Linked DNA regions of Homo sapiens: region 1 is linked to region 2. Evidence: chromatin contacts called from ENCODE Hi-C data. All regions are on one chromosome and are shown on one strand. Each heading gives the region's core, a stretch centred on a gene start or an enhancer-like site at or near the end of the contact. The rest is flanking DNA. Distances are from core to core; before and after follow the strand shown.

Region 1 (6,212 bases), core at 1,408-3,907, 110 kb after region 2:
CATGACCTTCTAAGCCATTGATCCCATAAACTTCCTAAATCCATCAACCCTTTAAAAAGTGAGAAATTTTGCTTTAAAAGGAAGCAGAGAAATGGGATAATTGCTGACTTACATTAGTTTTAGTTTGTTTTAAATGATAGATAATATTAGAACATGTTTGAAACTGATGAGAATGATAGAGAAGATAGACGATGTAGGAGAAAGGATAACTAAATTAGTGAGAAACTGAAAAGTCCCAAATTGATATCTATAGCTCCAAATCCTCCACTAGCTCAAGAGTTCTATCTCTAGCTAACTAGTGGCAACTCAATCTGGATATATCAGAGCAATGTTTTTAGCATGGCCCAAACAGATATCTCTCTATAAATCTTTTTCTCCCTGTCATATTTTCCATCTCCATAAATGCTTTCTCCAGTGTCTCACATCATAAACCTAAGAGTCATTCTTGATTTGCATACTGAATTCCATATTCAATCCATCAGGAAATCCTCTCCATTCTATCTCCAGATCTGTCTACTTCACTCGCATTCCATTATTGTTATCCTCCTCTAAAGCAACATCATCTATTGTCTAAAACAGTGCAATAGAACTTTCTGCAATGATGGAGCTTTCTATATCTTTGCTGTCCAATATGGTAGTCACTCGCTACATGTAGCTACTGAGCACTTGAAATGTTGGTATTGTCACATTTTACTTCATTTTAACTAATTTACATTTAAATAGCAACATGGATTGGACAGTGCAGGTGTAGACAAGAGCCTCATAACTATAGACACAATTCACTTTGTCACTCCAGATCAGCCTTCAAATTACTCCCCTGTCAAAACTTATGATGACCTCCTATTGAACTGGAATAAAATCCAAAGTCACTATCATAGCCTGAGCTGCACAATTGGAGAAAGCCTCTCTGCTCCACCACCCCACTTCATTCTAGTCTGTCCTTGCTCAATCTCTCTCTAGTCACTCTGACCTCTGACAGTTCCCTAAGTTACCAAGCTCTTCCCTCATTCAGGGCCATTTTTTCCACTTTTTCTTTTAAAAATCAAATATTTTCTGTCAAGCAGTGCTTTAGACATTGAGGATACAGCAAGAACAAAAGAGACAAAGTTCTGTTGCCAGGAAATTTTAATTCTGGTAGAAGAGACAAATTATAAATGAATGAAAGATAATACTCCATCAGGCCATGATCAATCCCTAGAAGAAAAGGTTAAGGAAGGCTATTTAGATTGTATGATAGAGGAGGTCTCAGGTAAGGTAGCATTTGAATGATTGAGGACGTGAAACTTGAGACAGAATGTGCTTGGTTAGAGGCCTCTTCCTCCATGTGAGGACCCAGTGAGAATGGGCTGTGCCTAAGAACCAGAAAGTGAGCCCTTAGCAGGCACCAAATCTGCTGGCACCTGGATCCTGGACTTCTCAGCCTCCATACTGTGAGAAATAAATATTTGTTGTTTGGAAACCACTCAGTCTATGGTATTTGTTATAGCAGCTTGAATGGGGTGATAGCCTAGCTAACGGGGAAGCCAGGAGAGTAGCAACAGGGGTCTATATTCATTAGGTCCAAAATCTTTACAGAAATTGCATGGTTCATTGAAGTAAAATTGTGCGAGCTCACAAATAAATGCAAATCCCTTCACTGTTATATAGAATTACACAGGCTCATTACAGAAATTCAGGTTGTCTCATTTGTAATCATTTGACACCTCTGAAATTTTGATTAATCTGAGCTTTTAAAGAGGAATGATGTTACCAGTTTGGAGAATATTAAAGAGTGAGAAAGAGAAAAGCAGTCCCTGACATACAGAGAACCTGGTCTGATGCTCGCAGCTGGACCATGTTATTTTCCTGTTGGACATACACTGTCTCACAGGACATCAACAGCAGACAGGGCGGTGCTAGTCTATGATAAGGTAAGACAAAAAACGGCTGTGTGCAACCACCAAAATACCACTCTCCTCCCTCTCTTGGCTAAAATGAGGAACTGCTACTGCTTTACCAGTTACAGTTTTATCCTTACTCTAGCCAGGCCTCCTTTTGACTGAGATAGCCATCGTAAAATTGCTCTACTTCCTGACAGAAACCAATTCAGAACAAAGTCCATTTCCTTAGACCCTCTCCAAAATTACCCAAAGCTCTACCTCTATTATAGGTTTTTCTAACACCTTCTTACTGAGATACCCCATGGTTTTCCATGGTGTGTATACTCCCTCTCTGCAATGAGTGCAAAATGCAATTTGTTCAACTACAGGTACATTTCTAGGGTCTTTGGTGAAAGGGTATTGACAGGAATTAGGGTTGAAGAGTATGGTGCTATGGAGACCCATGGTTCATCTTAAGGAAAACCAATAGCTTGAACTTATAAATCTTCCCCTCCTCCATACCCCAATTGCTTTATAATCTAATAAGAGCCATACTTACTGATAGGAAAGTTAGGCAACTTTGGAACTTCAAAGCAAAATTCTGAACTTAATGGTGTTATAAATCTGGAACTATCATAGGAGGGGTCAAGGTCCCTGGAAAAAGAAAGCATCAAAATCCTCCTCTTGACCTGTGCAATAAATGGATTTTAATGGTGTCCTAAGTGGCAGAACTAAGAGGAAACTAGAGAAGTTGATGCAATACTCAATTACAAAATGTTTCAAAAAGTTTCCCTCTATGAGTCAGTCTCATGATGGAATACTGCCAAATGCTCAAGCATGACAGACACTATGTGACCAATACATTTCTAAAGATTATTCAAGCTTGGTAAGTGAGTGTAGCTCACTGGTAGACAGGTGCCTCTCATGTACAAGGCCCTGAGTTTGACTCCCAGCACCTCCAACCATTAATTTCTTAGTCCTCAGCACCACTCATCGGTAAAGATTATTCTGGCTAATGGAACTTTTCTCCACTTTAATTTATCTGAGGTCTAAAAAGGGCCATCTATATTATGAGTATAAAACCTGATACTGGTAACACTGAGTAAATACATTTTCAAAAAAGTTACCATCTAAAAATGCCATTTAGGAAATAAAATCCTTTAAAACATATGGCATCTGGACAAAACCAAGAGTGCCAACTAATGGTTAAATGAGATAGGAATTTTTGTACTAAAAAGTCAAGACAAGCCAGGATTGGGAAGGAATAAAGATCCAGTGAGTGTGATCTCATACTCATCCAACTGTGCTCAATAATGCTATAGGATTCTAATGAAGGATCTGATGAGAAATCACTGACAACAAATGCTATTGTTCCCAAGGCCAATGTAGGTCATGTTTTACATGTATATTCATTATATAAATACTTGGTGCCAGTTAGTGTAGGCCATTTAAGAAAGATAAATTTACAAAGTAGAATTGATTGCTGATATGGTCTATCATAAATATTATATAATCCCAATCACAGTTCAAAGATTCTTCTGTTATAAAGTCTTTAATCATGGCCTTCATTTTATTTACTGTTGTGGAATAAAAAGTCCAAGTGTAATTCAGCATGTTGAGTTAACTGTTAGGATAATCAAGAGATGTGATCTCAACAGAAGTCACTGGAATCAAATCCAATACTGGACATCCTTGAGACAAAGAGAAAAAATATACAATAATCAAAAAGAGAAGTTACTTGAATCTAATTGGAATGTCTACAAGTAGGTCATTAAAACCTAAACTGTAGCATACTTTATTAATTCCTATCATTGCTTCTTGGTATCCACAGATCCTTACTTATGTTTAAATGACTTCTGTTTGGAAAAACGGACCCCCACTTCAAAAGCAAACAGCCTGAATTATTTGACCTTAAATCACAAACTGTAAATCCATTAAGTCACACCACGTCTACATTTCAATTTATTTTTGTCACTCCTATTTCATACATGATCTTATTTAGGTTTCACAATCATAAGATACAGGTATTATTATCTTCAGTCTAGAGGTGTGTGAATTGACACTTGATATTCAAGAGATGTGACCTAAGATCTTTAGGACTTCTCTAAATTTGCAAATGCCATAGTAATATTTCACTTCCCCCATAACTGCATAAAACATAACTTCAATATCATTTATGAAATAGCATTAGCACTATTTTTGTGCTGGTTGGCCCCCTGCCAGGAGGTGGCATTTTCCAGAGAGCACCAGCTGTGGTCGAATGGGGAGGAACAGGTGATAGGCGGGCCCCTAGAACTCCCAAGAGTATATGCCCTCTGCAGTGACCAAGGTGGGTAGGGAAGGACCATTAGGTGGGGGCAGGGCTAAGTGTGTCTGAGCTCAGACTCTCCTTGGCCAGGTCTTGCTACAGCTGCTGTGGGAGATTGGGGTGAGGTTCCCAGGTCAATGGAGTTACATTCCTAGGAGGATTATGACTGTCTCTGCTGTGTCATGCAGGTTTTCAGGGAAACTGGGGGAGAGCTGACAGTCACAGACCTCACCCAGCTCCACACAATCCAAAGGGCTTGTCTCACTTCCACCATGCCCTCTCCAAAAGCACTGAGTCTGTTTCCAGGCAGTGGGTGAGCAGAGCTGGAGAATTTGTCCCAGGCTACCCACCTCCCAGCTGCGAAATCAAGTATGGCTTTCCTTCTATTCCTGCCTGTGGAGTCTGCACACCAGATTAACACCCTCCCTTGAGTTCTGGCCAGGAGGCTTCTTGATCAGTTCAAATTGTTACAAAGTTCAGTTGGAGAGTTCCTTCTCCATGTGGCCTTTTCCCAGTACCTCTAGCTGCCCTCCCAGAGTACCCCTGTGAGTCCAGGCAGAAACGGTTTGCTAAGGCACCAAGCAATCTCCCAAGGCTATGATTGTATTTAATTTTTCCTCTCATGGAATATAGAATAAGAACATTCAGGGTCAATACACCCAATTAAACTTTTATAACATATTTCTTTATTCTGATTATAAAAGCAATGCATATATGCTCATTATAGAAAGTTTCAAAAATAGAGTCCAAAGGAGGAGATAAAAAGTTGTGTTGGGTATGGTGGTTCACGCCTGTAATTCCAGCACTTTGGGAGTCCATGGCAGGAAGATTGCTTGAGCCCAGGAGGTTGAGACCAACCTGGGTAACAGCAAGACCTCGTCTCTACCAAAAAAAACAAAAGTGCTAGCCAGGTATGGTGGTGTGTACTTGTGATCCCAGCTACTTGGGAGGCTGAGGTGGGAGGTTCACTTGAGCCTGGGAGGTTGAAGCTGCGGTGAACCATGATCACACCACTGCACTGCAGCCTGAACAGAGCAAGACCCTGTCTCAAAAAAAAAATCCTCCTATAGTCCCTCCTTTAAGCAACCAATATTCATGTTTTAATGTAAATCTTGCAAAGTCTTTCTATGCTGTATATGTTTAAAAAATTGTATTCCATTTTATACCATTACAACATTTTCCCCCTATTTAATTTATTGTGACCATTTTTCCATGCTACTAACTACCTCATATAAATTATAATGGCTCTATATTTCTTATTCACATAGACATATCATAATTTCTCATAGCGTGTTTTATCTGCAATCTTAAGAACACAAAATGAGTCAGATCTTGAATAAACCTCACACATGGGGTATATAAATCTATTATAATTCTTCTGTCACGAAAAACATGTCTACATTAAAGGTTTTCTATGTTTATCTGAAAAACAGAATGAATATATGTAATAAGAGTCTCTTACCTGAGTTAACCCCTACTCATACATTAGCTCTCAGGCAGGAGGATTCGCCTAAGCAAAATAGACACGTTTGTTAACCCATTCATCAGCTAAGGAGCTACCTCCTTATTTTCCACTCCTACTCTGCCTTAGCTGAAATGTCATTACCTTTATTCAAATAAACAATTCTTGAGTACTATTTACCACGCATAGTTATAGGTTTCAGGGATATAGCAGAGGGCATGCTTGCTGAGGAACAGCAGCAAGGTTGGCATGGCTGGGTATGAAGTGAGCACTGGGAAAAGTAGCAGGGGAAGACATCAAAGGGATAGTCAAGAGCCAGATCCTATAGCATCTTGTAGGCACTATAAGGACTTTTACTATGAATGAGTTAGGAAAACATTGGATTATAAACATGATCTCAATTACTCATTTTAAAATGATCACTTTGGCTATTACACATAAAACTGGCTAAAGGAAGGCTGTACCAAAATATTATGGTGGAATTGTTCAGAAGTAGTAGCATTCTAGCTCTATTTTACTGAAAGACCTACTGATGAGCTATACTTGATGTGGAATGTGAGAAATCAAGGTGGACCAAGTTTAA
Region 2 (6,247 bases), core at 940-3,439:
AGATTTTGTTGAATTGTGTGTGGGTTGTTAAAGAGAAGAATCAAGGATGACCCCAAAGTTTTTGGCTGAACTACTAAAAAAACTGAATTACCATTTGGTTAGAGGTAGAAGATTAGTGAAGAAGCAAGTTTGTGTATGCATTGGGAAGGGGGTGGTTGGTAGTGGGAGTATCAGGAGGCCAATTTTAGAGCTGTTAAATGTGAATGTCTATTACACATCCAGATGGAAATGTTGAACAGGTATATGGATATATACATCAGAATGTCAGTGTTGAGATCAGAATCTCTTACGCTATCAGAACCAAATGTTTTAATAATGCCACAAATGTTTCAATAAATGCCTATGAACCAGGTGATTCTTGAGACTCTTCTTTGTATAGGATTTATATTTTCAGACAGATTTTAGCTGGTATTTTTTTAAGGAGGGCAATAATCATATTACCATAATAAGTGATATCATCATAATTGAATAATGAGCTTAGGCATATGCTTTGAAAAAAAACCTACATACATTAAATAAAATTGAATTCAAATGAATATCTTTTGGAAACAACTACTGAATTCACAAATGTACATAAAAAGTTCTTAAGCTTAATCTAAGTAATAATATAAAAAGAAAAATACTATTATGAATAAAACTCTGGATACCAGAGTGGACAATTGAGTCTAACATATTCCCAGAGAAGTATTTGAAGTAGACTAACACAAAGAAATCTTGCCTTGAGAATCTTTACAATCTTTTACTTAAACCTTTAATAAAGATTCAAATAAAATGTTAAGAAACTTTCTAAATGGTTCTGAAAGTAATGGTCCAGCCAGGGAAATAAGGTCTCTCGCCTCTGTCTTGGGGCTTTCAGAATAGACTGGATGACCTTAGAATTAAAGGCAGATTCATGTTTTTCTGAACAGTACCTCCTTGTATTGACAAGTGTTTCCCCAATAGTTTGTTTTACAGTAAATGCTTCAACTAAAGAATCCAATTATTAACCCATTCACACTGTTTCAGTTTGCAGATAACCATTTGCCCAGCACAAAAATCTTTATATTGTTCTCAGAAATTGATTCTTGACTCTACACAGCAAATCCTTCGTCTTTATTGTTTTGACCCATTACAAATGCTTTCCACTATGATGGACTTATATTCTCCTTTTCTCCTCTAGCACTTACTTTCTTTTTTCCCCAGGAGTCCAAGTCTTGGCAACCTTTGAAAAAATCCCATTTGAGAGACCTTTCAGGAGGCCAAATGCTAATTTTACCAGCAACAGCTTCACATCACAGTACTGGAATGCGGTCAGCCACCGGGCCCCTGCCATTATCTATGACTGCTATCTGCGGCTCACTGGAAGGAAGCCCAGGTGAGAAGCTGAGTCAATGGCTTTGAGAGTGTCACTGCATGGGAGATTAAGGCCCCAAAATCTTTAGTGCTTCCTTCAGCCGAGGATTAAAGGAGACAACTGAATCTTACCCATATATACAGATTGAACACACCTAATCTGAAAATCCAAAATCTGAAATTCTCCAAAATCCAAAACGTTTTGAGTGCTGACATGATGCCACAAGTGGAAAATTCCACATACCTTACCTCATGTGATGGGTCACAGTCAAAAGACATTCAAAACTGTTTCATACATAAAATTATTTAAAATATTATGTAAGATTACCTTCAGGCTCTGTGTATATGGCTAAGTGTGTATGAAACAGAAATGAATTTTGTGTTTAGACATGGGTCCCATCCCCAAGATAGCTCATTACATATATGCAAATATTCCAAAATCTGAAAACAATCAAAACCCAAAACACTTCTGGCCCAAGTATTTCACATAAAGGATACTCGACCTGTATAAGTTTTGAACAAAGCAGTCATAGTGAGAAGCCACAAAAGACATTAAAAATGTTCCAGCACAATAAAGGAAGGTAAATGTTAAAGAGGTTGATGAATTCAGCAAGTAATCATTCATGCGAAAAGAAAAGCAATTGAGACTCTGTCACTAGGGTTTTCTGAATAGGTAGATAATCTTAAATATACAATAATGATGACAACCTCACTTACTGAGAGTTTACTGTGGCACTCGTGGGGCTAAGGCTGATGCATGATGATCCCATTTTCATTGTCACAGCTACCCAAGGAAGATGTCCTCATCATCCCAATTTTACAAATGGGGAAATAGAAGCTAAGGAAAGAATCTGAATTAGTCTCAAAGGAAGTGACAGGAAGGATGTGGAGAAAGCCGAGTCTCAAAGTCAGTATTCGGAACCAGATTTACTGCCACCTAGAGATGAGTGAAGAAATTAGAGGGAACACAGTGTGCTGATGCTAAGGCAGCTGTCACCACCTAGCTGTGTGACACAGGACATACGCCTTTATCTGTCTCGCTTGAATAATATTATGTGTCAGAGGAGTCATTGTTATAATTGCCTAAGGCAATTCTCGTGATCAAGAATCAGAAGTATGAACAGTATTGCCTTCTGTGCTAGCCCCTTTATAAGGGAGGAAGTCTTCTTCAGCGTGTTTGTCATCTTTATTAGCAGTGCAAATGACTAAAACTTAGCCAATGTAGAGTTTATCTAAATTTTTAAAGACCTCATTTGGAGCTCATAACTCAGTTCTTGAGCAAGGTGAAAAGGAAACATTGTGATTATGGGGAAAATATTTGTATGGGGCTTATTAAATAAAGACAGGAAAAGAAGAAAACCCAAATATTGTAGGCAGAAATGCTAAAGGTTTTAAAATATATCAGGATTGGAAGAGGGCCTGCATAAAGAACAAAGTTCAGTTAGGAAAAAAGAGAAACACAGAAGGAAGAGACACAATAAAAATCTATATGTATCTTGTGAGAAGTCAAACAGTAATATTTGTGGGAAATGGGTTGGTTTGTTGTGTGGTATGTATTTTAGCAATAATCTTTATGGCAGAAAAAGCTGAAATCCTTCTAGACCCTTTCCTGCTCCAGGTGTGCTTGTGTATACTCTCCTATGCTTTTACATCCATATATGGACGTACATAGTTTGCTTTGCAGTAGGGGGGTATGTGTGTATATAAATCAATTGTACATATTTTACAACTTTTTCCACTAATTTTCCATGAAAATCTAAGTCATTCTGCCCGGTGTTGTCTTTTTTTTCTACTGCAAATAGGGCAATGAATATCAGTGTGCATGCCTCTTTGTAGAATGTGCCTGTGTCAGGAGAGGATGCTGAGGAGGGAGACTGCTGGATTGAAGAGTATGTGGAGTTTGTGACTAGTGCCAGGTGACCCTCCCTAAGGAAGAGACTGTCAATTGGCACTACCACAACAGTGTATGAAGGGTACAAAAGTCTTTTTTTTTTCTTTTTCTTTTTTCTTTTTTTTTTGAGATGGAGTCTTGCTTTGTCACCTAGGCTAGAGTGCAGTGGCGAGATCTCAGCGCACTGCAACCTCTGCCTCCTGGGTTCAAGCGATTCTCCTGCCTCAGCCTCTCGAGTAGCTGGGATTACAGGCGCCCGCCACTGTGCCTGGCTAATTTTTGTATTTTTAGCAGAGATGGGGTTTCACGATCTTGACCAGGCTGGTCTCGAACTCCTGACCTCAAGCAAGTCACCCGCCTCGGCCTCCCAAAGTGCTGGGATTACAGGCATGAGCCACCGCGCCCGGCCAAGGGGTACAAAACAGTATGTCTTACCCTCTTAATGGGGGTAAGAATACTTTGTAAAAATCAACTTCTGAATTGTCAAACTCATAAGGAATGACATCTTTTTGTTTTTTTGATTTGCATTCATGATTGCTGGAGGGGCTGGACTTTCATTCATTTATTGGACATTTAAGTTTTCCCCTCTGTGTGCTGCCTGCTTCTGCTCCCTATTTTCCTATTGGGTTGTCCTTATTAATGTATGGGAACATGTGTGTGTGAATACATATTTCATATATTTTCTCCAGGTCTGTTTCTTTTTAGCTTTGACTATAAAGCTTTTTGTAATATGAGTGAAGATACATATAATGCAGGGCTTAGGAACATGGAGTTTGGAGTCAGGCTTATAGGATTTAAATCCTGGCTTCACCAATTTAGCCATTAGAGCCCTAAATTACTTCATCTCTCTAAATCCTAACTTCCTATTCTGTAAAATGGGCACAGTAATCGTAACCTATTTTATATAGTTTAATATGAGTGCTTAGAATATAATAATCCCTATTAATACTAAAGATGTTTAAAATTTTTATGTGGTAAAATGAATCAATCATTGTTTTCCTTCAGCTTTTGCATTTTGGGTATTAAGAAGACCTTCTTGGCTGGGTGTGGTGGCTCACACCTGTAACCCCAGCAATTTTGGAGGCTGAGGAAGGAGTATCACTTAAGCCCAGGACTTCAAGACCAGACTAGGCAACATAGTGAGACCCCATCACTACAAAAATAAAATTTAAAAACGTTGTCCAGGCATGGTGGCATGTGCCTGTAGTCCCAGCTACTCAGGAGTCTGAGGCAGAAGATTGCTTGAACCCAGGAGGTCAAGGCTGCAGTGAGTCATGATTGAGCCACTGCACTACAGCCTGGGCAATAAAGCGAGACCCTGTCTCAGACAAACAATAAAGACCTTCTCTATCTGGGAGTAATACAAGTATATTTTCTAAAACATATCATTAGGTTGATATAGTTCTGTACATCCAATGATATCATGTCCAACCGTTATTTTTAACAATTAAAATAAATGTATTGAAATCATATCAATTGCATCAGAGTTGGAGAATGACTAAAGATTTAGATAATAGTAAAGTGGAACCCTATTATGGTGCTTATATCAGGCACAATGATGTCTACCTCATGCCTAAGAAATTTCCTATGATACAGTAAGAGAAATACCTCATGAGTCATTAAGTACATGGGCATTAACTTTGACCAGAAGTAAGACCAAATCCCCACAATAGCATCATAATTACTGAGCCAACTATAGTAATCACTACTGCCAAGACTGGTTAACTACAAATCAAGTGCTTTACAGGCCAAAAGTGACTTGTAGCTAAAAGACCTAGGTTGGGGATTAGCTATGGGACCTTGAGCATAATCTCTCTGTAAAATGGAGATACATAATATACATCCTGACTATCTTACAGCCATATTGTTAGGATCAAGTAAGATTGTATATGAAAGTTTTTTGTAAATTGTTATAAAGTTGGGAGGTGCACAAAGAAGATCTGGTCCAAGTCCTGACCACAAGATTGGACAGTGTGGTTCATCTTGTGTAATGGGACACAGGGTAGTGAGATTACACAGCGCAGGTTTTTTGAGGTCAGTTAAAACTGGGTTGGAATTTGACTTTGACACTTTTTATCTTAAGCTTATGTTACTCATTTGTAAAACTGCAGACTTACCTAACAAAGATGATATCAAAATTAGCAGAGAGAATACTTTGTGAAAGTATCAGGACTGTGCCTAACACAGAATAGGTTATCAACAAGAAGTTTTTTTTTTTTTTAATCTCCACTATGATTGACAACTGCTTTTGATTCAACAAACACTAATACAGTCAACACTTCTGCCCAAAAGTTACATACTAAGACCTCAGATCCTATCAACTTCTTAAAATACAAGAAAGTACAATAAAAATGAGAAATAAGGCCAGGTGCAGTGGCTCATGCCTGCAATCCCAACACTTTGGGAGGCCAAGGCAGCTGGCTCCCTTGAGCCCAGGAGTTCAAGACCAGCCTGGGCAACATGGCAAAACCCTATCTACAAAATATACAAAAAATTAGCTGGGCCCCACTGCGCTCCAGCCTGGGTGACAGAGTAAGACCCTGTCTCAAAAAGAAAGATGAGAAAGTTTTCTAATTGTCTACATCAGAATTCAAAAAATGAACAGTATGTCATTCAAGCTGAATAGTTGGCTCACTTTTAAAATAGGTTTGCTATTCTTGAGAAATAGGTGTTAGAAAAGGAGTCTGGTATTAAATGCCTAACAGAACAAGCTCCTTTAGATCCAGCCCTTTTCTTTTTCTGTTGAATGAATAGAGAGTTAATGTGGAAGGAGAAAAAAGAAGAAGAATTTTAATGAGGAGTGGTAGACAGGGATAATTTTTGTATTTTCTTAAAAATAATTTCTCATACATCCCTGTAGAGTGACAGGGAAGTGGTGCGCTGATATTTACTCCTATCTGATGGTTATCTCAGGATGACAAAGCTCATGAATCGGCTTTTAAGAACTGTTTCCATGTTGGAGTATTTCATCAACCGGAGTTGGGAATGGAGCACGTACAATACAGAAATGCTGATGTCTGAGCT

Evidence for each region. Hi-C counts contacts between places; a loop is a spot of excess contacts on that map. Pooled maps may share reads with other maps.
Region 1: a loop to region 2 is called in a pooled map, with 6 times the contacts of the local background. The contact joins the enhancer-like site here to the promoter of FAR2-AS1 in region 2. A Hi-C loop is called at or near these places in 7 of 168 maps with a recorded cell type or tissue (CD4-positive, alpha-beta T cell, CD4-positive, alpha-beta memory T cell, CD8-positive, alpha-beta T cell and 3 more), 12 of 37 single-sample maps with no recorded cell type and 14 of 50 pooled maps.

What each region holds. Positions count from the first base shown.
Region 1 is chr12:29,426,219-29,432,430 of GRCh38, forward strand. All of the region lies in intron 1 of OVCH1-AS1 (OVCH1 antisense RNA 1), which reads left to right. It also overlaps a transcript of OVCH1 not described here. Among named protein-coding and RNA genes, the nearest start is that of OVCH1-AS1, 40 kb to the left of the region's middle. Within about 2 kb of position 2,658, at least 3 of the 41 ENCODE cell types and tissues checked have a DNase peak (open chromatin) inside an H3K27ac peak, as active enhancers do.
Region 2 is chr12:29,315,659-29,321,905 of GRCh38, forward strand. It overlaps FAR2-AS1 (FAR2 antisense RNA 1), which reads right to left and starts at 2,190. Exons shown (of 7, transcript NR_103860.1): 1 at 2,050-2,190. It overlaps FAR2 (fatty acyl-CoA reductase 2), which reads left to right. Exons shown (of 12, transcript NM_001271783.2): 9 at 1,183-1,354; 10 at 6,137-6,247.